Linked DNA regions of Homo sapiens: region 1 is linked to region 2. The links are chromatin loops, found by intact Hi-C in ENCODE. Cell type or tissue: GM12878. All regions are shown on one strand. Links, peaks and the distances in the headings refer to the core of each region. The heading gives the core; the rest is flanking DNA.

Region 1 (12,518 bases), core at 2,723-10,722, 98 kb before region 2:
TGAGTAGAGTCTTAGACAAGTCCAAGGGTAAAAAAGCAAACAGATAGTTGAAGAAGTGGAAATTATAAGTTTGGTGGCAAAAACTTACTTGTAATTAGAATTTTTGTGTCCTTAATACTTGTTGTTATGCTGATATGATAATATGCTAATAATATGCTAAGGAATTTTCCCAATTCATAATCTAAAGCAAAATTAACTAATATATGTTCTGTTATGGAAATTCACCTAAATTGCACCAGCAGGTGTATTCATCCCGCTAATACTAACACTCTGTTACTAGCTCCACTGTGGCGTTTCCACTGTAACGTGGTGGTGTTGGTGCTACTCATTGTGACAGTGTGGTGTCCCAAAGAGTGAGCAAGCCTCGCCAACGCTTCCTTAAAACTCTTACTGATGGAACTACCATGTTTATATAGCAAGAATATTAGAGAAAGAAGAGTCGAGAAAGGATTCCACAACACACATCTAGTCTTTTCCTCTCTTAGCTTTTAGGGTCAACACTACCTTTCTCTTGGAAATGAGAAGGGGAGAAAACCTTTTCCACTATTCTGAAAAGAGGGTTTTAAAAATTCTCTCAGGTCGCCTAAGCTGGAGGGGCTTTATGACAGCACTAACCAGTAGGTCAAAAAGGAAATTTATTTTTTCCCATCATAGGTTCCTCTCTACACAGAGAATGCAAAACCGTAATTCTTAAGAGTTCCTCAATGATTATTCACTTTTGTTCTTACTTCCATATTTCTCTAGTAAAGATTTAAATATTTAATTTTGTAGACTCCTGAAATAACTGCTTCCAGATAGTATATTTACTCAGAATATTATTTAAATGCATTAATGCTGACATTGTTAGAAAGGGGAGAAAACTCAACATTTTCCGGCAGAAATCATTGTAAAATGTATTATAAAATTTCCTCCCTTCCTAAGTAGAGTGCTACTATATAGTGAATATAATTTAACTTTTTTTCTTGGAGACTTATTGTCATTTCTGTGAAGTTATTACCTCGACATAGTAGCGTCCTGATGCCTCAAAAGCTCATAATTCTTCTCGATGCCACAGCCTCTGTCCTATCTACTTGTCTTGGTTGTCATGTCTTCAATCTCCTTTCATATTTGCCTATATCTGTAAACTTAAGAGAAACCAGATAATCAATCTGATAAAATCACTAAGCTGAATCATATACATTAATTCTCATTCCTAGCTCTCTCCACCTAGCCAGTGTGGCCTGAGGCATTCATAGCCATGTTCTGAGTGGTGAAGGCTAAGAGAGCCCAGGAGAGCTGTCCAGGGTTAAATAAGACATTAATATATAAAGTAAGGACTGTCGGTATACGTGATATTTATATGTTATCATATTACATTTTATTTATTTATTTATTCATTTATTTATTTGTATATATAGAGAGAGAAACAGAGTCTCACTCTGTTGCCCAGGCCAGAGGGTAGTGGTGCCATCATAGCTCACTGTAGTGTCGAACTCCTGGGCTCCAGTGATCCTCCCGCCTCAGCCTGCTGAGTAGCTAGGACTACAGACTTGTGCGACCACACTTATTTTTTGTTTTTAATTTATTTTTTGTAAAGACAGGGTCTCATTCCATTGCCCAGGCTGCATTTTTAAGTTTAGTAACTGCCCAAATGGACATTGGGTAAAATAAAAATAAATACAGTCACTTCTCTTCTTAAATCATTCACCTCTCAAGATGAAGGTACTAATAGGACATTTTCTAGAACTTCAGTGTTAACCACAGCAAGGAGGAAAGACAGGCCTGTTAGATGTAGACTAAGAACTTCAGAAGCTGTCTCCGTCCTAGGCTGGGCCCAGGGCTCTAGAATTGTCCCACACACCTGGTGGGCTTGCTTGGGTACTTGGGTGGTACCTGGGAGATGATGACCTGTTCATCTTCAGCTTCTGTTATTCCAGGAAACAGAGGTAGTCATCTGGATACTACAGGTTTGCCAGCTCTGCTACTTCTGCTTCTACTGCAGGAGGAGGAGCTATGGAATTTTTATGCATGCATCAAAACACTGACTTGGCTCATAAGACTGCTTAAAAGACAGAGTGATAAATTACGCCTTGTTTCTCATGAAACAGATTTTTCCCAAAAGTAGAAATACTAATTTATAATGTATCCTTTTCAGAAAGATTGTAAGTCTAAGTTTCTCAGAGAAACAGTGTATGTGATGGCAGGACCCCAGTAAAGTCCAAAATATCCCATAATGGCCTTAGGACCATGCCCATCATAGTCTCCATAGAGCCATGGTCCCCAAGAGCCATGGTGCCCAAGAGCCACCACTTCAGTGGGTGGTAGGTGGTTGTGAAGAATGGTCACTGTGGTTCACAGAATAACAGTGACAATTGTGAATAGAAGCCAGTCATTACCTAACTGATAAAATGAGTGAGGCTAGCAAAGGGCCTGACAGGAAGTGAAATCACTTACTGAAGTGGTGGTAGAGTACGCAACCAAGAACTAAGAACAGGAGGGAAGTTAACCCTAGGGAGAGTTCGACTCCACTTGAGGAGGAACATTCTGGCAATCAGGACTGTCTAAAAATGGAACAAGCTGATTGATTTAGCAGTGAAACCTCTGTCACTGGAGATGTTCAAACAGAGGTAGTAGGACCCTCTTATCAGGAATTCTCCAGAGAGGAGATGTGAGTTGGATAGAAGGTTATTGTAGACGACCACTTGTTTCTCTCTCAGCTCTGAAATGTAGTCCTTAAGGCTGACGTGTGTTTCCCAGTTTCTAATCGGAAAAGATAACATAATCTACAGTGTTGAAATAATTTAAACAAAGTAAATAACTGTGCTTTTACAACCATAATACGGTTTAGCCTTTCATTATTTTGTTACGTTCCTCATTAACATAGACATAATTTCTTTTAAAGAAGGGACAATTGTGACGAGCCTGGGCAACATGGTGAAACCCCACCTCCACTAAAATACAAAAAATTAGCTGGGCGTGGTGGCACACACCTGTAATCCCAGCTACTTGGGAGGCTGAGGCAGGAGAGTTGCTAGAACCAGGAGGCGGCGGAGCTTGCAGTGAGCCAAGATCACACCACTGCACTCCAGCCTGGCGACAGAGCGAGACTCCGTCTCTTAAAAAAAAAAAAAAAAGAAAAAAAAAAAAGAAGTGACAAAACTTACCCAGTAAACTAAATGTTAATTTCCTCTTCTCAGGAGCATAATACTAACTTACTCCTCTGTTTTTATATTTTTGAGTACTGATAATCGGATAGTGATATATTTGTGTTATTTTTTGTTCAAACAATTGAATTCATTCTTAGCAAGAACAAAAGTCTATTTGAAACATGTAGGCATCTTAGGTAGATTAAATTTTTCATTGTTTCAAGTTTTGACTTTTGTATTTCTGCACATTAGTGATCCTTGAAGATTAGGCAAGGCCAAGTTCTTTTGACTTTTATAATTAGTGTGTCGGAATCCCAGTTTTTCCTACCCTAGGGTGGACTGTATTTTTTACAATTAACTCTGTGAAGGGTGACTGGGGGTGGACTGGTGAGGAGAGGCTTCCAGTTACCAGAGAGCCTGTGACTTACTCTCTGTGCTTTTCCTAGGTCACCAATTTTCAAAGAATTTGAGTATAATTAAATACACTTCATAATAAACTAGGCTGAACATAATTTAATCTTTCCCTGAAGGTACTTCAGAGTCTTGGAGTGCTTTAGGGCCATGATGAGCATCAATTATGTTCTCACGGTGGGTGTGCAGAAGGAGGTAGTTAATAGAGTTCTGTTTGATCAAGTCCTGGGTGACTGGACATGTGTTCTGTTATGATTAGCAGTTCAGTGTCCAGGTTTTGGAACTGATGCTTAGTATTAAATTCTCAGGCAGGAGAGAATGGAATAGAGATTGACCTCTTTGGCTTTGAGAGGCTGAAAGTTGATGACGATAATTCACATGTACATGGTATATATAGCACTTTTTAGCTTCCAAAGCCCTTTCACATACCTTGTCTTCCATTGCTTGTTTCTTGTGATGTTCTGGAAAGGAAGCAAGGCCGCTGGTATCCCATTTTTACAGATGAGGACAGTGGAGCTCAGGAAGCTTGAGGGACTTGCCTAAGCTCATACAGTAGATCAATGGCGGAGACCACTGGACTTCAAATTCAGTGCTCTTTTTAGTATTTCAAAGGATACTAAACATTTGCTCACATCTCTGATGTTCTTTGTGCTGTATGTGTAGTAACTCATTTAATCCTCACAGTGGCCCTGTTAGTAGGTAGATATCAGTTCTTCTGGTACTATTACGATTCTCATCTTCAGAGCTGAGGCCACTGAGAGGCACAGAGAAGTTAGGGCATGCACTAGTGAGTGGCGGAGCTGAAATCTGAACTTAGAGCTTTGGCTCCAGAGCCCATGCACTCCACCATTATGCTACATGGCTACTCAGTGTACAGATACACTGAGCTTAAGTAGAGGAGAAAGCTTATCTATCCATATCTTCCCATCTGCAAAGACCTCTGCCTGTATGGGAGGTCTGGGCTCGTTCTGACTAAGGTTTTGAACCCAGATCTGCCAATTTGAGATCTTGGGCCCATTACTTAGCCTGAGCTTCAGTTTCCACATCTCTAAAGTGAAAATATAGAACATGGAATGTACCTGTAAGAACACAATGGAATACAGGTAAAGTGCCCAGCACACTGCTTATTCCTTAGCCTTCATGTTTTAGAAAGTGGTTGCTATTGTTTTTGTTGTTGGTGGTGGCGGTAGTGGTCTTCTTCTTATTATTATTTATATATTTACAATGGCCAAAATTATATGAAATGTTTTCCAAAAATTAGGTATTTGTACCCTTCATATGAATGTGTGTGTTAATTGGGTATAATTGTCTTTCTTGAGTCTTTAAAATAGACAAATCTTTTGATTACATTTGTTAATATTATTGTACCTACCTATATCTGACTTGACTTACAATTTTACTTCATTAAATACATAGCAAGTCATCTGAGAACCCAAAGTAATCATACAGATTACTTGCCATATAGTTAATTTGTGACTGTGATATGGCTGCTAAGGTAGAGGTTTGAATTTAAAAGCACAAAGAAAAATGTTTACTTCAATGGTTACAAATAGATTAATCATATAAAGTACATATTTGCAGAGTCTCGCTCAGTCGCCCAGGCTGGAGTGCAGTGGCATGATCTCGGCTCACTGCAACCTCCGCCTCCCAGGTTCAAGCAATTCTACTGTCTCAGCCTCCTGAGTAGCTGGGACTACAGGTGCGTGCCACCACGCCCGGTGTATTTTTAGTAGAGATGAGGTTTCACCATATTGGCCAGGCTGGTCTCGAACTCCTGATGTCAGGTGATCTGCCCGCCTCGGCCTCCCAAAGTGCTGGGATTACAGGCTTGAGCCACCACACCCGGCCTATTCTAAGGCTTGTTCTAAGGCTCACAGATGGCACCTTCTCTGTGTATCCTCACATGGTGGAAGAGGCAAAGCAGTTCCTGGGGGAGTTCTTTGATAAAGGTGCTAATTCCATTCAAGAGGGCACCTCCCAAGGGCTCCACTCCCTAATACTATCACGTGGGGAGTTAGGATTCGACATGTGAATTTTGGAGGCACACAGACATTCAGGCCAAGGCATAAACAGTGACCACTTTTGTTCTGTCTGTCCACACACTGCCTAGAGCTTCCATTTATTTCAACTACATTTGCTTTTTTCTTATTTATCTGTTCAGAGTATCTTCTCAGTGGCTATTTATTTACCACCCTTTAACATGTTTTCTTGACATTGTACTTCAGCCTGTATATGCTTTGCAACTCAGGAACTATGCTGGCTTAACTAATAGTACCTACTTAACAGGTGAAACTGACAGTAACAGCTTAATAGGTGCTTTCCATTTTTAACATACCTCAGCTTTTTATAAATACAAAAAACTCTCAATCTTTTAATGTGGTTTTAAATTTTAAACAGGTCTTCTTTCATTTTCCTTTACAGAAAACTGTAATACTGCATATGCATTTTCAAACTATGCATATTTCTTCTTCATTCCATGTGGAAGTTTTTATTCAGCCTTTCAGTAAATTTTACTTAGCTTGTCCCATGGATGCCGTAGGTGTAAGGAATATGATAGTGAACAAGACAGACAGAGCTCCTCCCCTCAGGGAGCTTTGCCATGATACACGATGATGACAATGATAAAAGGAGCAAATAATGATTTGGGACCTGATTCCAAAGGGATATTTCTGCGACACTTACAATGAAATTCCAACCTGGCACCATCTTTTTCACTGCAGAATGCATGAAGGTGGTTGCATCATGTCATTTCGACATGCATTTAAATGTAATGAAAGGCACAAGTAGTGATTGCAAACACTACAATAAGTTGCTTGTTGACTCTCTTACTGTCTTCCTTCTTATCTCCCTTTCTTCCTTTGTCTCATTCTCAGTTTTCAGAGCTTAGTCATTATTTCGTAATCCTCTCCTAAAATGAAATCTGGGGCTCTAAGGACAGGAGGCACAGGTTGTGTTTGAACAGCATCATCGTGCTTTATGAAGGGGATTGGAGGGGAGATTCTGCCCCACAGTATGGTCAGGTCTCGCTCCAGGCAGCACTGACTACATTGGTGCTGGTTGGGTAACTGTGGCTCGGCAGGTCACTCTCCCTCTTTCCACCTCCGTTTTCTCATTATTAGTAGAAGTCGAAATAGCATGGTTTTCTAAGGCCTCTGCCAATCTACAATTCTGTGATTCATATGTTCCTAAACACTTGAGTTACTTTTTCTCAATAAATGGAAATATATTTTCCAATGAGGCTGGAAATACATTTTCCAATTATCCTCTCCCCTGGTTTATAACATATCATCAATGTGTTGGGACTTCTAACACTGCTTCTGCTGTAAGCCCATCAAGAGGTTAATTACCTTTGAAGAATGAGGAACTGCTGGAAAAGAACTGTAAAACCTTCAAGAGAACTTTGGAGTTAATCCCTCTGGTAATAGGAATCAATGTCACTCACACATCTAGTTGCCAGTGGAGGAGGAATAACAGCACTGGGCCAAGTAGACTTGAAGGAAGGCAGGTTGCTGATAGAGTGGAGAGCTGAAGATTCTGAATCAAGCTCATCATGACTCTCTTCCTCCTCTTTGAGGCTACCCAATCAGAGCAAAAACAGTATTTTAAAAAACCTCAACTGGATGAGCCTGATGCAGTGGTGTGCTCATGCAGTCCCAGCCAAAGGGTCACTTGAGCAGAGGAGTTCAAGGCCAACTTGGGCAACATAGTGAGACCCCGTCTCTAAGACAAATAATAAACATCAAAATTAAAATTAAAAAAAACCCAACCCAGTGTTCCCTTCAGAATCCTGAGTGGTTTGTTTCATCTTCCTCTATTCTGGCTTGTGTCATCTTCCTCTCTTGTAATGGATAAAAACTCCAAATGAAGACAAAAATGAGGAATTTGTCAAAAAAATTGAATTGCCAACAAAAGCCATCTTTGGTTGATCAAACGGTACAGACGTTTCAGTTAGACAAGAGGGCTAAGTTTCTGAGACCCATTGTACAGGATTATTAATATTATTCATTTTTAGCCCTCATAATAAGGTATTATAAATGTCAAGATTGCTAAAAGAATACGTTTTTAAATGTCTTCATTATAAAAAATAAGTATGTGAGGTGATGGACATATTAATCAGCTTAATATAATCATTTTATAGTATATGTAGCTATATCAAAACATCACATTATAACCCATAACTACATGCAATTATTATTTGTCAATTAAAAATACAAATCTAGGCCAAGGTGGGAGGATCCCTTGAGCCCAGGAGTTTGACAGCAGCTTGGGCAACATAGGGAGACTCCATCTCTACAAAAAAAAAAAAAAGAAAAAAAAAAGAAAAAAAAAGGAAGGAAAAAAAAGAAAAAATTGACTGGGTGTGGTGGCTCTTGCCTGTAGTCTCAGCTGCTCGGGAGCTGAGGTGGGAGGATCCCATGGGCCCAGGAGTTTGTGGCTGTAGTGAGCTATGATCATGCCACTGCGCTCTAGCCTGAGCAAGAGAGTGATACCCTGTCTCAAAAGTAAAAACTTACAACAATATAAAAAATAAAAATTTAAATTATAAAAAGCCATCTTCTTTCCCACTCCTTCCCATTTTGATACAACAGTCCCAGACCCCAGACTTGCTTTCCTCATGAGTCATGCAGACTCAAGTATTGCAGTTCCAAAACACTGCCTGACTCACCAGCTCCATCCAAAAGAGTATGTATTGTCTTCATATGCCAGATAGGAAATTCCTGCTGCATATAGGAAAAGCAGTGTGTTTAAATACATGGACACACACACACATACACACACACAGAGTACACATATACACATCTGCATATACACGTACACATATGCGCACATATTCATACTATATATGTACATACACATGCAATACACATGTATACACACCACACACACACATACACACACATGCATCTCCAAGTCTATTTCCATGCTTTTTTTCAGTAAAGCACCTAGACAAAGGAGAGAGATGTCTAATCAGGTTTTGGTGGTTGTCAGGGATATCATAAATGAGAATCTCAAGTTACTAAACTTGATTTCACAAAATAGTTTATTGGTAGTTTTAGAATGGCATTGCATTTTAGGCAGCCCCAATTGTAAATAAGTGAGCCGGGTAAAAGCAGATTGGATGTCACCCAGAATATTTTCTGGAAAGGGGACATACACAAAATTCTCTCTTTGCACAATTACCCTGTTTTGGGTTTGCAATATTATGTTGAGCAAGGCTGGCTATTTTCCACCAACAGGATGTTACAGCTTGTCAAAAGTTATTCAACCTATAGTGTTAAGCAGGTACTTCATCATTACTGAATTTGGTTGATGCTCTATGGAGAAAGCCAAAGTTAGGAGTTTTGTCTGTCATTGAGGTAGAGACCCTCAACTAGGGAAGCTTTGAACTGTTCATCCAGCTGGTATTCTGTACCACCTTGCCTCTGGAGTTGAGCTTAGAACCCTACTTCCATTTTTTCTGTCACTTCAGGGCTGTTTCAACTATTGTTTCTTCATTTACTTATATCAAGTGTGTTTTCTCAATTCATAAGCATGGGAGACCCCAAGAGACAGATATCGCATTAGTCCTTTTTTGTTTGTTTAGCAGGAAGGTTTTTAAGTAAAGCTCCTAAATGATATGTCTCATTCTCATGGAAATTCATCAATATTGTTTTACTGTCTCCTATCTGGTTACTTTTTATTTTAGGTAACCACTGTGATACAATATACACAAGTCCCTGGATCATGAAAATAAATTGAAGAGCTAATGTTAATAGTAAGTTCTCAACCAGGGGTTATGCTGGAACCCAGGATACATAACCCACAGGAGGGCCCTCCGTGAACTCAGTTTTCATGGAATTGTCCCATACCTTCACAGGTAGAAGCATGGCTATGTTAAAAGTGGCCAATGAAAGTATAGTTTCTTTATGCCTTATACTTTGTTTGGTGAGGATTTCTGCCAGAGGTGTTTGTTTCCTTTAGTTTTCTGGTTGCTATGATTTTATACAGCTTTGGTGACCTCTATGAGTACCAGATAAAGTTAGGTATGATAAAGGCACAAAAAGACCGTAGAAGCCATTTGTATTCTAAATATAAATATACAGACTAAATTTGTATGCATTTGTGTCTTCATTCTTCACGGTGCTGTATCCTCCGTGTGTGTGTGTGTGTGTGTGTGTGTGTGTGTGTGTGTATTTCTTCTTTGATTCCAGGCTGCTTATACGAAAATGCTGATTCATAGTGTCACTGTCTTTTCTTTTTCCTGCGAAATTCTAAATCCGTTTCTAAACTTTTTCTACAACTCTGAGTTTAATCTCTCTAAAGTTTTTTTTTTTCCCTCTTGCGGACACAAGGCACTTTGCTTTGTTTATGCTAATAAATGTCAGACTAGCCCCCAAAAATTAGAAGAAATGCCAGTAATTTCAAAGGGCTCTTGAGCATGATTTTTTTTCCTGTTTCTTAATACATTGTACTTTTCAGAGTTTAAGTTTAGGTGCATGTAGGTGGTATTAGAAGATTCTTAGATTTTATTGGTAGCATCCAGACAATCTTGTCATCACCCGATATATATCACCTCTATGTGGTAGACCCTTGTGGAAATTTTCTCATCACGAAAGTCGAAAGTTTAATTTTGGAGAGGAAGAGGTTTTTCAGATACATTAAATAGGTTTTGCTACAATAAGGTGAGATGGTACTTTCAATTGAGCATTTCTCATATACTAGCAAGCAGACAGCTTGGCCTCCTGGTTGTAATTACATGCCAATGGCTTGGTGCTTTTTATTTTAGAAGTTGAGTTCATCCTGAATTCTCTGAGCATATGGAGTAGTGCACTCTGATTGTTCCCATTAAGATTGTAATTCCATCCAAGGCTTATAGTGTCATTGTAAACACTAGATGGAATTACAGCCCCATGCACATTTTGGAAGACTGCATTATTCATTGAAATACTTTATAAAGTTAAATAATTTTGTAAATATGCTCCAAGTTCATGGGACTTAGATAGAAACATAATCCTGGCCACAAAGGAGGTTCTCAGTAAATATTTCTTGTTTATTTGATGGACTTTCCTTATATCTTTAAATAAACTGTATTTTTAAAAAGTGTAGAGAGGTTATACTTAAATATTTGTAGGACTTTAAAAGATCTTGCCTTGAAATGCTCTTACGGTTTCTTGCTTTTCATTGATGGAAAAATTGACTTCCCATATGAATATGTTATTTAATCTTTTCTGTTTCTAGCCTAGAGAGAAATACTGAGTAGCTCGAGTGGTCAAGAATCTTTATTTTAGGGACATCCGCATGTCCTAAGTAATTCCCTTCTATATAAATATCTCTTTTCGGCATAATGTGTTGCATGCCTTCAAGGTGGACCACTATGAGGTGAATAATTACACAACGGGAAGCCTGGCTGTCTCGTGGAATATTGGATGGATGGCTTTCTTATTGGTCTTAATTAGGACAGTGTTGTTAAGATAATTCACTAATTCACAGTGCGTTATCAGATTTGAAATGACCTCTTTTTTTTATACTACTTCGGAAGTGTATGTATACCTTTTAGGAAAGACCTGGAAGGATAAGTTGTATATTTTAGTATCTGATATGGTTTTAAAATTTAAGACTCTGTGTTATGTATGTTTTGGGATGACTATAAATAATCTGTGTAACAAGGTATTACCAAAAACCTTATTGCCTTTGCCACCATGCACTGCAAAATATAGTATCAGGAAGCGAAAAGACAATGCATTTTGAGTAATTTTTAGAATTTGCATTTTTGTGAATTGACATGTATGTATGGAGGACTTTTCAAAAAAAACAGAACTTTTCATTAAGAATATTCGGTATTAAGATATTGTTTTAAATGTCAGATATTTTTAAAATATATGAAACCATATTAATCACGTATTACTTATACTTTTTGTCCCTGGAAATATTCCATTTTTAAGAACAGAGATAACAAATAAATATACCAGTAAAGCTAAAGTCAGTGCTTTCTGCTCTTAAAATAATTTATTGAACGATAAAATGAATGTCTTTGCTTTGTGAAATTATATTTTTGTTTAGGACTTGATAATGCTTAGAGAACATTTTAGTTTTTACAGTTTAAAGAATGAATAATGACTGGTTCCTCTGCTCCCTGATTTGTTTCCATGTAGATAGTACTTCATTTTTATTACCTGTAAACATGTGTTAGCTTTATCAATTAGGCTCAATTGAATGAAGCATAACCCCCTGAAAGGCCTTGCCAGTAAAATAATAATAGTAATAATAATATTCTTTTCTTCAGATTCTAGCAGGGAGTACTGCTGGCTTTTATGTAAGAAGTCAACTTTAAAAGTGTTTTTGTGTGCGTGTGGTGTGGGTGCAGCAGCAATATTGTGTATTCCTTTCAAATCAAGATGCCTCATAGTCTGTGGGCGGGGGAACTCCCTAAGATGCCCTCACTAGTTACTCATTCATTTGTTCCTCCCCAGAAAGGGAAAACCCAATGCTCCACACTCCACTTATTCTGAATAATGGGGGCGGGGAGGTGGTGGCGTGAGGATGTCAGTGTCATTGGGCAAAAGCCTTCATTTTTAAAGTTTAGCAAAATGCAGTTTTATTGCTTTATGATCAGTGTGTATTACAAGCTAATATACAAATGGCATTAGTGATCAAAGTGGGATACTGATGTGGCAAAAATTTACAATACACTTAACAGATTGACCTGACATAACAGTGAAAGCATTTGAATTCCTTCCCACATAGTAAGTAACAAGTAATTTCTGGAGCCAGAAGTGGGAGGGTGTGTGTGTATGTGTGTGTGCATGTACGTATGTGTGTGTGTGTGTGTTGTCTGTAGAAGTTAACAAATATGTTAGTTCATTGACCATTTCTTTCGTTGTCCTAAAGAAAATTTCACTCACTTGTGCTTCTGATTTGTTTCCCGTGAAGTCTCTTATCACTCTTAGAACATGAAGGCGAATTAATGAAGAATCCTTAATTCTTCAAAAAAAAAAAACCAGC
Region 2 (12,518 bases), core at 2,425-10,424:
GTCTGGCTGGGCACCAGCAAGTTGGAAGCTGCATTAGTTCCTTCTGCTGGCATGTCCCCCTGTCATCTGGCCATAGCCTCATCTGCTCCTACTACCTTGCAGGTGCCCTTGGGGTAAAGCTGTCCAGATGCACATGAACCCCTCCTCTTTTCAGCTGGACACCAAGCCAGGAAAAGGAGAGGTGTGACTTTTTGACGGAGGCCAGTTTCTATGTCAGCAGCCTTGCCAGTGAACACTGCAAAATGGTGTCAGCCTGCAGCCTTTTTGTGCACTGGAGCAGAGCTCCCCTCACCACATTTGTGAAACAGGTTCTGTCATGGGGCCCAGGTGTCCTTTTCTCCTGCCACCCCCACTCCAGCTTGCTGGCCGCCTTATCATTCCACACCAGGAAGCCAGCATCCTTGAGTTGTCCTTACTTCTTATGACCTGCTGTGTAGAAAGAGAGGGGAAAACCAGTGTCCGAGTGGCTGCTGTGGGTGTGGTCTGGGCCGCGTAGTTTTATATACGTAACAACCTTCTGAGACAAGCGTTAGTGACTCCTTTTACAGCGGATGAACTTGAGGGTCAAGCCAGTAAATAATTTCCTCAAAGTGACAGAGCTGGAAAGTGGTAAAGTTAGGATCAATACTCGGCTTTGATTTTAAAATATGCATATGCATATATTTTGGAGATCTGGATATACCACTTCCAAAGTAGCATATTATACTGAAATTTCAAAAGAGAAAACATCTTTAAACAAAAGGAAATAACTCTTAATTATGGAGTTTCAGGTATCAATGTGTTGCTGGAGGGCTGTGATCTTAAAAGCATGTCACATTGGCAACCCGTTCCGGCAGGTTGTGACAAGCTATGTAGCATGCATGAAAGCATCATTCATTTTTTAAAAAATGTCTTCACCATTTATTTCTTTAATTTTTTGTTTTAACTTTTTATATTTATAGGCAATAATTATGTATATTTATGGGGTACAGTGTGATGTTTTTATAATGCATACATTATAACAAGATTCAATCAAGCTAGTTAATATATTCATCACCTCACCAGTTTATCATTTTGTGTGTGTGTAAGAACATTAAAAATCTGTGTTAGCAATTTACTTCATTCTTAATGGCAGACTCAGCTTCTTTTTTTTTTTAAATCCTAGACTGTTGGCTTCTCCTTCCAGCAGTGTTGTAGGACTCAGCTGCCTTTCTTTGCTGTCCCTGGCCAGAGATGTGTGCACTCCTGGTCTCCTAATAAAACTTTAGCCTATGCTGGGAGCCATGGATTTGGCAGCACTGCCTTTAGCATTTAGGAATATGTTTCTCCTTACATCAAGAATAGTTTTAGGCCAGGCATGGTGGCTCACGCCTGCAAATCCCAGCACCTTGGGAGGCCGAGGCGGGTGGATCACCTGAGGTCGGGAGTTTGAGATCAGCCTAACCAACATGGTGAAACCCCGTCTCGACTGAAAATACAAAAAAATAGCCAAGTGTGGTGGCATGTGCCTGGAAGCCCAGCTACTGGGGAGGCAGAGGCAGGAGAATCGCTAGAATCTGAGAGGTAGAGGCTGCAGTGAGCCAAGATTGCGCCACTGCACTCCAGCCTGGGTGACAGAGCAAGACTCTGTCTCAAAAAAAAAAAAAAAATAGATTTATGCTGCTTGTTGAGGACCAGCAGTATTCTCAACCATGTGAGGCATTCTTCGAACATGTGAAGCAGCATTTTCCTGGATGGGCATTTCTGCCATAATTGTGGGCAGAAAAAGGTGTGGTCCACATATGCCCAACAGGGCCAAGGGGCAAGGGTGAGCATGTACCTATGTCTTATACCCCGGAGATTCTTGCGGCTGACGAGGTTCCCTTACAAAGCCCAAAGGAATTCTCCTCCTTCCACCGGAGGTGTTTATAACCTCTAATTTGCTCACCATGCTTCTAGTGGAAGGAGTAGGAGCTCAATCCCCTGGGAGGCTGCGGCAGAGCCAGAGCAGGCTGGTGACCCAGAGCAGTGGCACTCCCCTCTGAGTGCATGATGCAGATGGAGCAGGAGGGGGATGCAGGTGGGACACCCTGCGCCCTGCAGGTGAGTGCACAGCCAGCGAGACACCCAATCAGGGAGCAGGAAGGCTGTCCCTGTGGCAGCAGGTAAAAGAGAGAGTCGCTGAGATGAAATTCGTGGGTGTGTGCTTCAGCTTGTTTGAACAGCTCCTGTGCAAGATCTTATAGTAAATGCTGAGCTTCTTTGTGCTCTGTGCCTGTCGGTGGAAGGCATAGCCCTTGATGAAGATTTCTCCTTCTACCCATCTTGCCTTTGGAAAGGGCTCCCCTTTGACAAATGCTGCTGTAGTATTTGATGCAGCCTCCATGAGGTGCTTTGGGTGGGAAGTGGATTCTGACCTCATTTCCCAGAGGAATTTGAAGTGGAGGGGAAGGACTAATTGGTCCCTCATTAAGGACTTACAATGAAGTACAGTATTTCTCCTGAAAGGATAATCTAAGTCACTGGATAAAATGCCCAACACACTTTTAACGTGACATAGGAATCCAAAGTCATTTTTAAATCAAAGATTTTTGTAGTTGTGGAGAATGGCTGTGTTTTAATGGGATCTTTACATATCAGCATTACAAAGGGCTCCTTCAAATGTGATGATTTTAATGTTTTTGCTGGGGTTTCACCTGAGGTTCCAAATACATATTTCCCTATCATATTTGCAGGCATCCAGCACCCGATTTTAGATATGCAAATCAGCTCACTTTGTTTACCAGGCTTTGGATAGGGGAGAAAAGGAGGTCTGAGGCTGGGCACGGTGGCCACACCTGTTATCCAGCACTTTGGGAGGCCAAGATGAGAGGATTGCTTGAGGCCAGGAGTTCAAGATCAGCTTTGGCAAGATAGAGACCTCGTCTTTACAAAAAATAAGTAAAAATTAGCCAAGCATGGAGGCGTGCATCTGTAGTCCCAGCTCCTCTGGAGGCTGAGGCAGGAGGATTGCTTGAGCCCAGGAGTTAGAGGCTGCAGTGAGCTATGATCGTGCCATTGCACAGCCTGGGTGACAGAGCTAGATTCAGTCTCTGAAAAATAAAAAAACAAAATAACGGGGCTGCAAAAGCTTCCTTGACGAAGAAGGAAAGTCTCTCGCTCCTGTTTAACACTGCCTGGCTGGGTTCCAGCTCACTAGCTTAAAACGAGAAGGCACCACCACTGTGATTAAAATAAGGCCCTACTTAATTAAAACAGTGTGAGAATTTAATAAGAGGCATAAGACTTCACTGATAGTCACCAAAAAATCTCAAAAAGGTGACTTAACAGGCATTAATAGCATATGTTGCTTGTTTACTCTCTGTCAACATTCCGTTTTCCAGAGACATCCTTCGTACAGGTGAAAGTCTCTCATTCCTCCCTCTCCCCTCACTGCCTGCCTTTCAGCCATTTCCTTGCTTTTTGTAGTTAACCAGTAAGAAAGAGACCATAATGGAGAAAGAACACACTGACTGTGTTTCACAGACTGTTGCCCTCATCTCCACTTGTGTTAAAGAAGGTAAATTAGTTCCCCTCCAGATTAACTTCAGCGTCAGCTGTGGTGCTTTCCTGACACTTCTTAACATTTGAACAGTACCACATTCTGTCCGTTTTATCGTTGTCTCTTCTCATACCCTGTATTTGCCAATTCTGTACTCATGCCCAGACAGATCTATAGGTATATGTAGGAGGATGATGAAGAACGGGCCGATTCGTAGCTCACCCTTTGAGCCAGGACCAAAGGTTTGGGAGTCTTAGGCTCTGACCTTATTCTTTTGGAGAGGAAAGAATCATTTTCCTTTAAGCCTAAGTCTGGCAAAATCTAATTACAAAGTTTTTCGATTTTGCTATTTTAAAATAAAAGCTAAGCCTTCCCCCCATCTAATCAGCCCTCTCTTCCTCTGCTTCTAATAGTGAAGGAAATAAAGAAGTCTCTCAATTTCACAAGCTTGAGGTACTTATATTTGTACATGATTTCCTGTTCTAAGTGGGTGGTTTTGGCCCCTGGCACTTCATGTACGCTAGGGCATTTTTGGACACTTTTGGTATCCACCTTGCTTAAGAATTGAATGACTAGGAAAGAAGGTCATGGGGAGTCTTCAAATTATTAACCCTCAGTCCAATCTAAGTCATTAGTTAATGCCATGTTTGAAGGTGGTAAAGTAACCGTCATCTTACGAAGTAACTCTCGTTTGTTATGCTTAGTGCTGAACAAAGTATAAACTCACCAATGTGAGAGACAGGGACAGGATGCTTATTTCTTTATGGATATTTAGAATTTGAGCCTGTAGGCTGGGCACGGTGGCTCACGCCTGTAATCCCAGCACTTTGGGAGGCCGAGGCAGGCGGATCACGAGGTCAAGAGATCCAGACCGTCCTGGCCAACATAGTGAAACCTCGTCTCTTCTAAAAATACAAAAATTAGGTGGGGGTGGTGGTGCGCACCTGTAGTCCCAGATACTCGGGAGGCTGAGGCAGGAGAATCACTTGAACCCAGGAGGTGGAGGCTGTAGTGAGCCGAGATCGTGCCACTGCACTCCAGCCTGGCGACAGAATGAGACTCCGTCTCAAAAAATAAATAAATAAAAAAAAAAAAAGGAAAAAAAGGAATTTGAGCCTGTAACACCAACTTCAGCACAAATAGATCTCTTTCTTGATTCTGAAATGATTTATCAGTTTTAAAAAATGGTGGGGTGCACTGCTGGTGGGAGTGTAGGTTGATATAGTCATTTGGGAAAGCAATTTGGCACTATTGTTTAACAGTGAATATTCATAGACCCATTCCTAGGCAATAACCCAGGGAAACTTATGCTGATGGGTATTGTTCCTAATGGACACAGCATTGTTTCTAATAGAAAAAAAAACGAAGCTGAAAAAATTTTAAAGGTCGTCAACAGACATATATATATATATTAGTCTAATATATGACAATTAGACTAATATATATATTAATTAGACTAATATATATTAGCTTCTATCCCTGTAGACTAATATATATTAGTCTAATATATAATAATTGAACTAATATGTATAATTTGACTAATATGTATATTAGCTTCTATCTCTATAGACATATATTAGTCTAATATATAATAATTAGACTAATATGTATAATAATTGGACTAATATATGTATTAGCTTCTATCTCTCCAGACTAATATATATATATATTAGTCTATTGAGAACCTTTATATATATATATATATATATATGCACACACACATATACACGTACATACATACATATATATAATTTTTTGCTTCACAGAATGGAATATTATACAGCAGTGAATATGAAGGAACTATAGTAGCTACCTGTAACAACATGGCTAAATCTTAGAAACAATATTGTGTGAAAAAAACTAGTCACAAAAGACTATATACAGTATGATAGTATTATAAAGTTTAAAATCAAGCACAATTAAACTATGTATTTTAGAGAGTGATAGATAGAAAATTTAAGATAGTGGTTACCCCTGGAGAGAAGGCAGGAGGATGGCTTAGGGAAATAGCAAATAGGTAGATGGATCAAAATACCCCTAAATGTCTAGTTCTCAAATAGGGTGGTCGGTGTATGCCTGTTCATTTTATTCTTATGCTTCACAGGTTACGTACATGTTAGTGCATTCTTTTGTGGGTTACAAACATTGCATGATAGAAATATTTTTAAAGTGATAGCATGTCAGAATTATGGCTTGTTTTTTCCATCTCTATTTCCTAACATTCTCTTTCCATAGTCCCCAGGGAGGGGGCTTGAGATCACACAGGAGTAATTAGAAGGTCTGCTTCTGACAGTGTCGCTCCTTGAGTGGTGGAGGTTTTAGGGGGAGGCTGACAGTAACTACTGAGTGGAATTGAGAGGTGAAGCCAGCTGGACTTCCTGGGTCGAGTGGGGACTTGGAGAACTTTTCTGTCTTCCAAGGGTATTATAAAATGCAGCAGTCAGTGCTCTGTAGCTAGCAAGAGGTTTGTAAAATGCACCAATCAGTGCTCTGTAAAAATGCACCAGTCAGTGCTCTGTAGCTAGCAAGAGATTTGTAAAATGCACCAATCAGTACTTTGTAAAATGGACCAATCAGCAGGGTTCTAAAAGTAACCAATCATGGGGAGGATTGAGAAAAGGGCGTTCTGATAGGACAGAAACAGGACATGGACGGGAAAAATAATGGAATAAAAGCTGCCCCCCCCAACCCCCCACCCCCACCCGCACCAGCCACCAGTGCAACCTGCTCAGATTCTTTTCCAGCTGTGGAAGCTTTGTTCTTTCACTCTTTATGATAAATCTTGCTGCTGTTCAGTCTTTTGGGTCTGTGCCATCTTTAAGAGCTGTAACAGTCACCGCAAAGGTTAGCGGCTCCATTCTTGAAGTCAGCGAGACCACGAACCCACCAGAAGGAACCAACTCCAGACACAGAATCAGCTAGGAGACGTGGGTGCTTTCTGTATAGTGCTTCCTACCAAAAGCCTAGAAAATCTTGGGGCGTGGAGAAAAGAAAATCCATCAAGTAAAGGCTTGATCACCTCTTGGAAAACCCATATTCATTGTCCCAACAGTGACTAATACGTCTAACTGTGGGCCTGGGTAGGATATTATGAGAAACCTGTTCTTTTGGTGCCCACCTTTCTTTTCTGAGCAACACGTGGTCTTCTGAGTGAGGCAGGAGTCCGGCATATGCGTGATGATGTAATATGTTAGGCAGCCAGGCCCTCACCTTTTCAAAGGTTCGATCTTGAAAAATCAAAGGTGGATATGTGAGAAATAAGCCCATATAGGAATAAGAATGACAATGGAAGTGGAAAATGTAAGTTGGGACTGATGTTCTGCTGCTTTGAGTACTGAAATTCTCTGCTGCTCGGATTCATCATCACTGAAGTGCTGGCCAGTACTGGGAGGGGGGCAGAGCTCTCCCGGGAGTCGTCGCTTATTCTGAAACAGCTGAGCAGAATAATGAGTGACAGGCTGGTGGTGGGGAGGTTGAGTCTTACTCCGGATTTCCATTAAATGAGTGCATGGAATCAATAGCTAACTGAACATTTGTCTTTAGAACACCCAGGGGCCCCTGGGGAATTTGGTATTTTCAGTCTAATTCTCAGACAGGAAAATGCGCAGCATGACTATTTTTTAAAATAGTTTCAACATCTTTTATGTAATGCTGATGCATCTGGAAGTGAAAACGCTAAGAGTTTCATTTCACTAAAAAATGGATTTTTTTTGGCTTTAACCTTTAAGTTGAAATCACAATTAGTGGCCTTTTCACCATAGTCATAAGAGTATCAAAGTGTGTGTATTCACCCACACATCAAACCAGTGTTTACTGAGAGTATATTCTGTGCAAAGAATTGTGCAGTTTGTTATGAAAAATACAGAGACCTCGCTGGGGCCCCTAAGGAGCTCATAGTCTAGAAAGGGAGACAGATCATTACACGGCAGGGAAAATACAATATGTATGGGAGCATGTCACAAAGGAAGTGACATCGAGCTGAATCTTAAAGGAAGAGCAATGCTTGAATGAATGAGGACATCCCTGATTGAAGGACCAGCATAATGAACAAAGAATTTTGCCTTATATTACTAAGATTCCATCAGATGTTATGACGCAAACATAAGCATCATGGTAATGAAATTAATAGTAAATTTAAATAAAAATGATCAAATTAAGACTTTTTTGGTTTTGTCTATTCTACCTTCTCATTTTAATTATGTTGCAAAGAACCATATACTTAGGGTAAACTGGTCAATAGCTGTGGCCATGGAATAGAATTATAATTCAATTTAAAAGGAGTTTAATAGTCTCATGGTAAATGAATAGGTTACAGCTGGGCACTGTGGCTCACACCTGTAGTCCCAGTTCTTTGGGAGGCCTAGGTGGGAAGATTGCTGGAGACCAGTAGTTTGAGTCCAGCCTGGGCGACATAGCAAGACCCTGTCTCTACTAAAAAATTAAAAAAATAGTTGGGCGCAGTGGCTCACGCCTGTAATCACAGCACTTTGGGAGACCACATGCTGGTCGAGACCATCCTGGCCAACATGGAGAAACCCCATCTCTACTAAAAATACAAAATTAGCTGGACGTGGTGGTGCATGCCTGTAATCCCAGCTACTCAGGAGGCTGAGGCAGGATAATTGCTTGAACCTGGAAGGCGGAGGTTATGGTGAGTGGAGATTGCGCCATTGCACTCCAGCCTGGGCAACAGGAGTGAAACTATGTTTCAAAAAAAAAAAAAAATTAAAAAATTAGCCAGGCATGGTGGCGTGTGCCTGTAGTCCCAGCTACCCAGGAGGCTGAGGTGAGAGGACCACCTGAGCCCGAGAGGTTGAGGCTGAAGTGAGCTGTCATCACACCACTGCACTCCAACCTGGGAAACAGAGTGAGAACTTGTCTCAAAGAAAAAAAAAAAAGAATGTTATGAATTTAGTATTTTTATACTTCCCCTACAACTCTAGTATCTCTGAGGAAAAGCCTCAATCAGAAAAATGATTTGCTTTGGGGTTTTATCTTTTATCAGTGATAAATGTGAATTGAGAATAGAAATCTCAAAATGCAATAATGATAGTACTTTATATTTCAGTAGGACTTAATATATAAAACTCTAATATGCATTATTTAAATTTGGCCAATATGCAAGAGAAAAGCAACATAGGGCAGAATTATGAGTTTGCTTCGTAAAATAACTATTACCAGTTCATTCTGTTCAACTATGTACTGGTAGCATTTGTAAACAATTCATTCTTATTTTTTTTCCAAAGTGCATTGCAAAATAGTCTTGCCTGTATTTTCCTGTTTGCAGTCTATTTCATTAAATTTCTGCAATTCTAAATTAGAATAGCATCTAATAGACCACATATGAAATGTGCTTGCTATTAATTCAGACATTTTATGGCATATTCATTAGTCAAATCCTTAGTATTTATTTATGAAGTCACATTACTCTGTCCAGTAATTAACAGAAGTGGATGAATATGCATCTCTAATTTTTTTTTTAGCAAAAGAAATAGCTTACAGTAAGTATTTATAATTACGTCAGCTCAATGTTTACAGCACTTGAATGGCGATATGTGTAGTTTCTGTCATTTAGACTTCATAGATAATTTTTGTACAGAAATGCTTTGTTGTTGATGCTTTGCTTCCTTCACACATATATCACAGATTACCGAAACAATCATTAGTCCTTCAGTTGCAACGGATAAGACTCTTCTTTATCCTTAATTTTCTGAGCTCCTTTCTAGGCATTTTATGTTCTTACACAGATGCTAATGCTAATTAATGCTTTAATATGAAAGATACTGGCAAATAAAACTGTTACATTTTACCCATAAGTTGTAAATTCAGCTTAGTTGCCCTAACAATACTGATAGTGATAATGGCTGTACAATTAATATTTATGGAGTGCTTCCAGTATACTGAGCTCTGTGCTAAACATTTTACTTATGTAGCTTAGTTAACTCTCGTAACAACCCTGTGAGGTAGGTGTTATTAGCCCGTTTCACAGATGAATTTGTAATCATTATGCCTTACCACATTTAATAATAACATTCTCTATTAATCGTATATTTCAGATGCCCAGCTCTGGAACTTTGCAGTATGAAACGTGTGTGTATGTGTGTGATGTATATATAATATATAAGTATGTATATATAATATATAAATGTAGATTATATAATATATATGTGTGCGTGTATATACACACATTTCTTTTTTTTGTTGTTGTTAATTTATGTGCCACGCTGCTGTACGAAACTCTGGGGTACTATGATGAGGGGATACCTCTTTCTTGCCTTTAAGGGACTTAGGTTGTGGTGGGAGAGATGGACTTGGTTAAGGAACAAGTACAGGAAAATATGATAATTGCTTTAATAGGGATAGGTACAGGGGTTGTAGAAAAATGAGAGAAAAGGGCCCCCACTTCCCAGAAGGTGTCAGGGAGTTTTTCACAGAGAAGCGTCCCCAGCCCTGAGACTTGAAGACTGAGTGAGTTTGAAAAGATGATGTGTGGGGGGAACAGAAGAGAGAAGGGTGTGGAGATGAGGGAAACAAGATGGGGTCAGGGAGCTACAGGGAGGGACTTGGAGGTGCTGAGGGTCAAGTGCAGCAGGAGGAGAGACCCGGCTGGCTGGGGTCAGAGCTCAAGGAGCCTTGCATGTTACCCAAAGGAATGTAGATGTCATACTCTGTGTGCTGGAAAACGATTTACAGATGAATCCAATCAACACTAATTAAATCAGTATGATTAAGGGATGACCTTCCTTTCTTCCTACCTTCCTCCCTCCCTTCCTCCTTCCCTCCTTCTTTGGCTCATTTATTCACTCAGAAGATTTTATTGAGTGCCCATAATGTGCAAAGCTTTCCATTGAATCCCAAAGATGAAAGGAGGGGTGAGAGTGGACACAGTTCTCCCTTTCTGGAGTTTATTGATTCGTGGGGGAAAACAAGCATTAATCAATGAATCAACCAAAAAATGTAAAAGTTACAAAATGACTACTATAACCAGGGAGGGTCATTCTATACAAGTGTGTCCTAGGAGGTGGTGACCTGGCTGAGGAAGTCTCCCTTGAGAAGAGGACTGAGCTGAGAGCTGAAGGAGAAAAGAATACAAGGTCATTTGATAGAAGGGGTGGGTGATTTGAGGAGAAGTCTTAGCAAGGAGGAAGTCATGTGCAAAGGCTTTAAGGCCTGGGAAAGCAAGGTCCTTTTAAGGAATTGAAAGTAAGCCAGCCATGCTGTAGTGCAAGTTGGAAGAGAATGCAGGTTTTGGGGGCCATGTTTAGAAATGGAAAGCCACTGCAATGCCTTAGGCAGGAGCCAAGGAAGGTAGTAGGGTGGCAGGGTGGACGCGGGGAGACGTGTTAGGGGGCCAGGGAAAGAGTCCAGATGAGCCAGGGTGGTGCCGGAGAGGAGCGGAGGGAGTTGAGGAGTATGGCTGCATGGTTGAATATGGGGCATAATTTGGGAGAGGAAGACGTCAGAGTGATGTTGATGCCATCACTGAGCTAGGAAACGTAGGTGAGGCAGAATCTATTCTGCTTAGATTTCCAGAAAACATTAGGGGATAGATGAGGATGACATCACAATGGAATTTAAGCTATTTAAGCTCAAGGTTGGCCTTGAAAAATGAGTAGGAATTTTCTTTTTTTTTTTTTTTAGACAGAGTTCCGCTGTTGATGCCCAGGCTGTAGTGCAATGGCACGATCTCAGCTTACTGCAACCTCTGCCTCCCAGGTTCAAGCGATTCTCCTGCCTCAGCCTCCCGGGTCACTGGGATTACAGGCGCCCACCACCATGCCTGGCTAGTTTTTTTTTTTAGTATAGATGGGGTTTCACCATGTTGGCCAGGCTGGTCTCGAACTCCTGACCTCAGGTGATCCTCCCGCCTTGGCCCCCCAAAGTGCTGGATTTACAGGCATGAGCCACTGTGTCCAGCTGAAAAATGAGTAGGAATTTTCTAAATGGCAAGGAGAGGCAAAGCATGTTAATCAAAGGGAGTGTCATATGCAAAGGCAGAGGCATAACAAAAATAGTGCAAATAAATGCCTACACATATACAAAAGGAGAGTTATTGTGGGACCCATACATAATTTTGTTGATTTCTTGATATGCTCATATCCATTTTGTGTTGCAGTGATTCTAAGATCTGTATTAGTATGTAGACTTTGTGAACAGGTAAACATGTTTAAGAATTTTTTAAGACATGGCTGTATTAGATATCGAAATTCCTCTCTTCATTTTCATATCTTTACTTTGGAATTCATATATGCCTTTTGATGTTATCATCTGACTTGTTTCTAATGAAATTTAGCCGCTTAGGCAGGACGTGGATTTTAGGTTTCTGCTTAGTGTTTTGGCATCTGGATTTGGGATTACTTAGCATTTTTAATTTACTAAAATAACCACCAACTTACACTCAGTTGAAATATGAACATGTCGGTTTCACTTGAGCTTGGGAATTAAAATCAAAGTACAGTCAAATCCAAAACAAATAATAGTAATTTTAAGACTAGGTGACATAACCCTCTGGGAAAAATGAGGTGATAGTGATTTGATACTTTTTTTTTTTTTGAGACAGAGTCTTGCTTTGTCACCAGGCTGGAGTGCAGTGGCATGATCTCAGCTCACTGCAAACTCTGCCTTCCGGTTCAAGTGATTCTCCTGCCTCAGCTTCCTGAGTAGCTGGGATTACGGGCACGCACCACCATGCGTGGCTAATTTTTGTATTTTTAGTAGAGATGGGGTTACACCATGTTGGCCAGGATGGTCTCGATCTCCTGACCTCATGATCCGCCCACCTCAGCCTCCCAAAGTGCTGGGATTACAGGCATGAGCCACCATGCCCCAGCCCCGATATGTTTTAATACTAACTACAGAAGTGTTGGTAGAAAGATCAGCCTTGAAGAGATGGTATAGTACTAGAATCCTAAGCATGACCTCTGTGAACTGTTGGCTTAAGTACTGGCTTTAACATCCGTTGGCTGTATTTACTGTCAGTTTTCTTGTCAATAATGCAGAGGTAAACATGATTCCTGGC

What was found. Peaks named below come from ENCODE experiments on the same cell type or tissue, not always from the same donor. Only the 100,000 strongest peaks of a DNase experiment are listed, where the experiment ranks them.
Region 1: a loop joins it to region 2, with 2.9 times the contacts of the local background. A loop is called at or near these places in 4 of 110 quality-filtered maps.

Annotation. Positions count from the first base shown.
Region 1 is chr6:16,684,848-16,697,365 of GRCh38, reverse strand. All of the region lies in intron 2 of ATXN1 (ataxin 1), which reads left to right. Among named protein-coding and RNA genes, the nearest start is that of ATXN1-AS1, 70 kb to the left of the region's middle. In GM12878, for the core only: no CTCF peak of the experiment used is centred there; a DNase peak (open chromatin) is centred at 6,637; H3K4me3 peaks cover 470 bases; H3K27ac peaks cover 1,328 bases.
Region 2 is chr6:16,586,551-16,599,068 of GRCh38, reverse strand. All of the region lies in intron 3 of ATXN1 (ataxin 1), which reads left to right. Among named protein-coding and RNA genes, the nearest start is that of ATXN1-AS1, 170 kb to the left of the region's middle. In GM12878, for the core only: no CTCF peak of the experiment used is centred there; a DNase peak (open chromatin) is centred at 7,088; H3K4me3 peaks cover 657 bases; H3K27ac peaks cover 1,819 bases.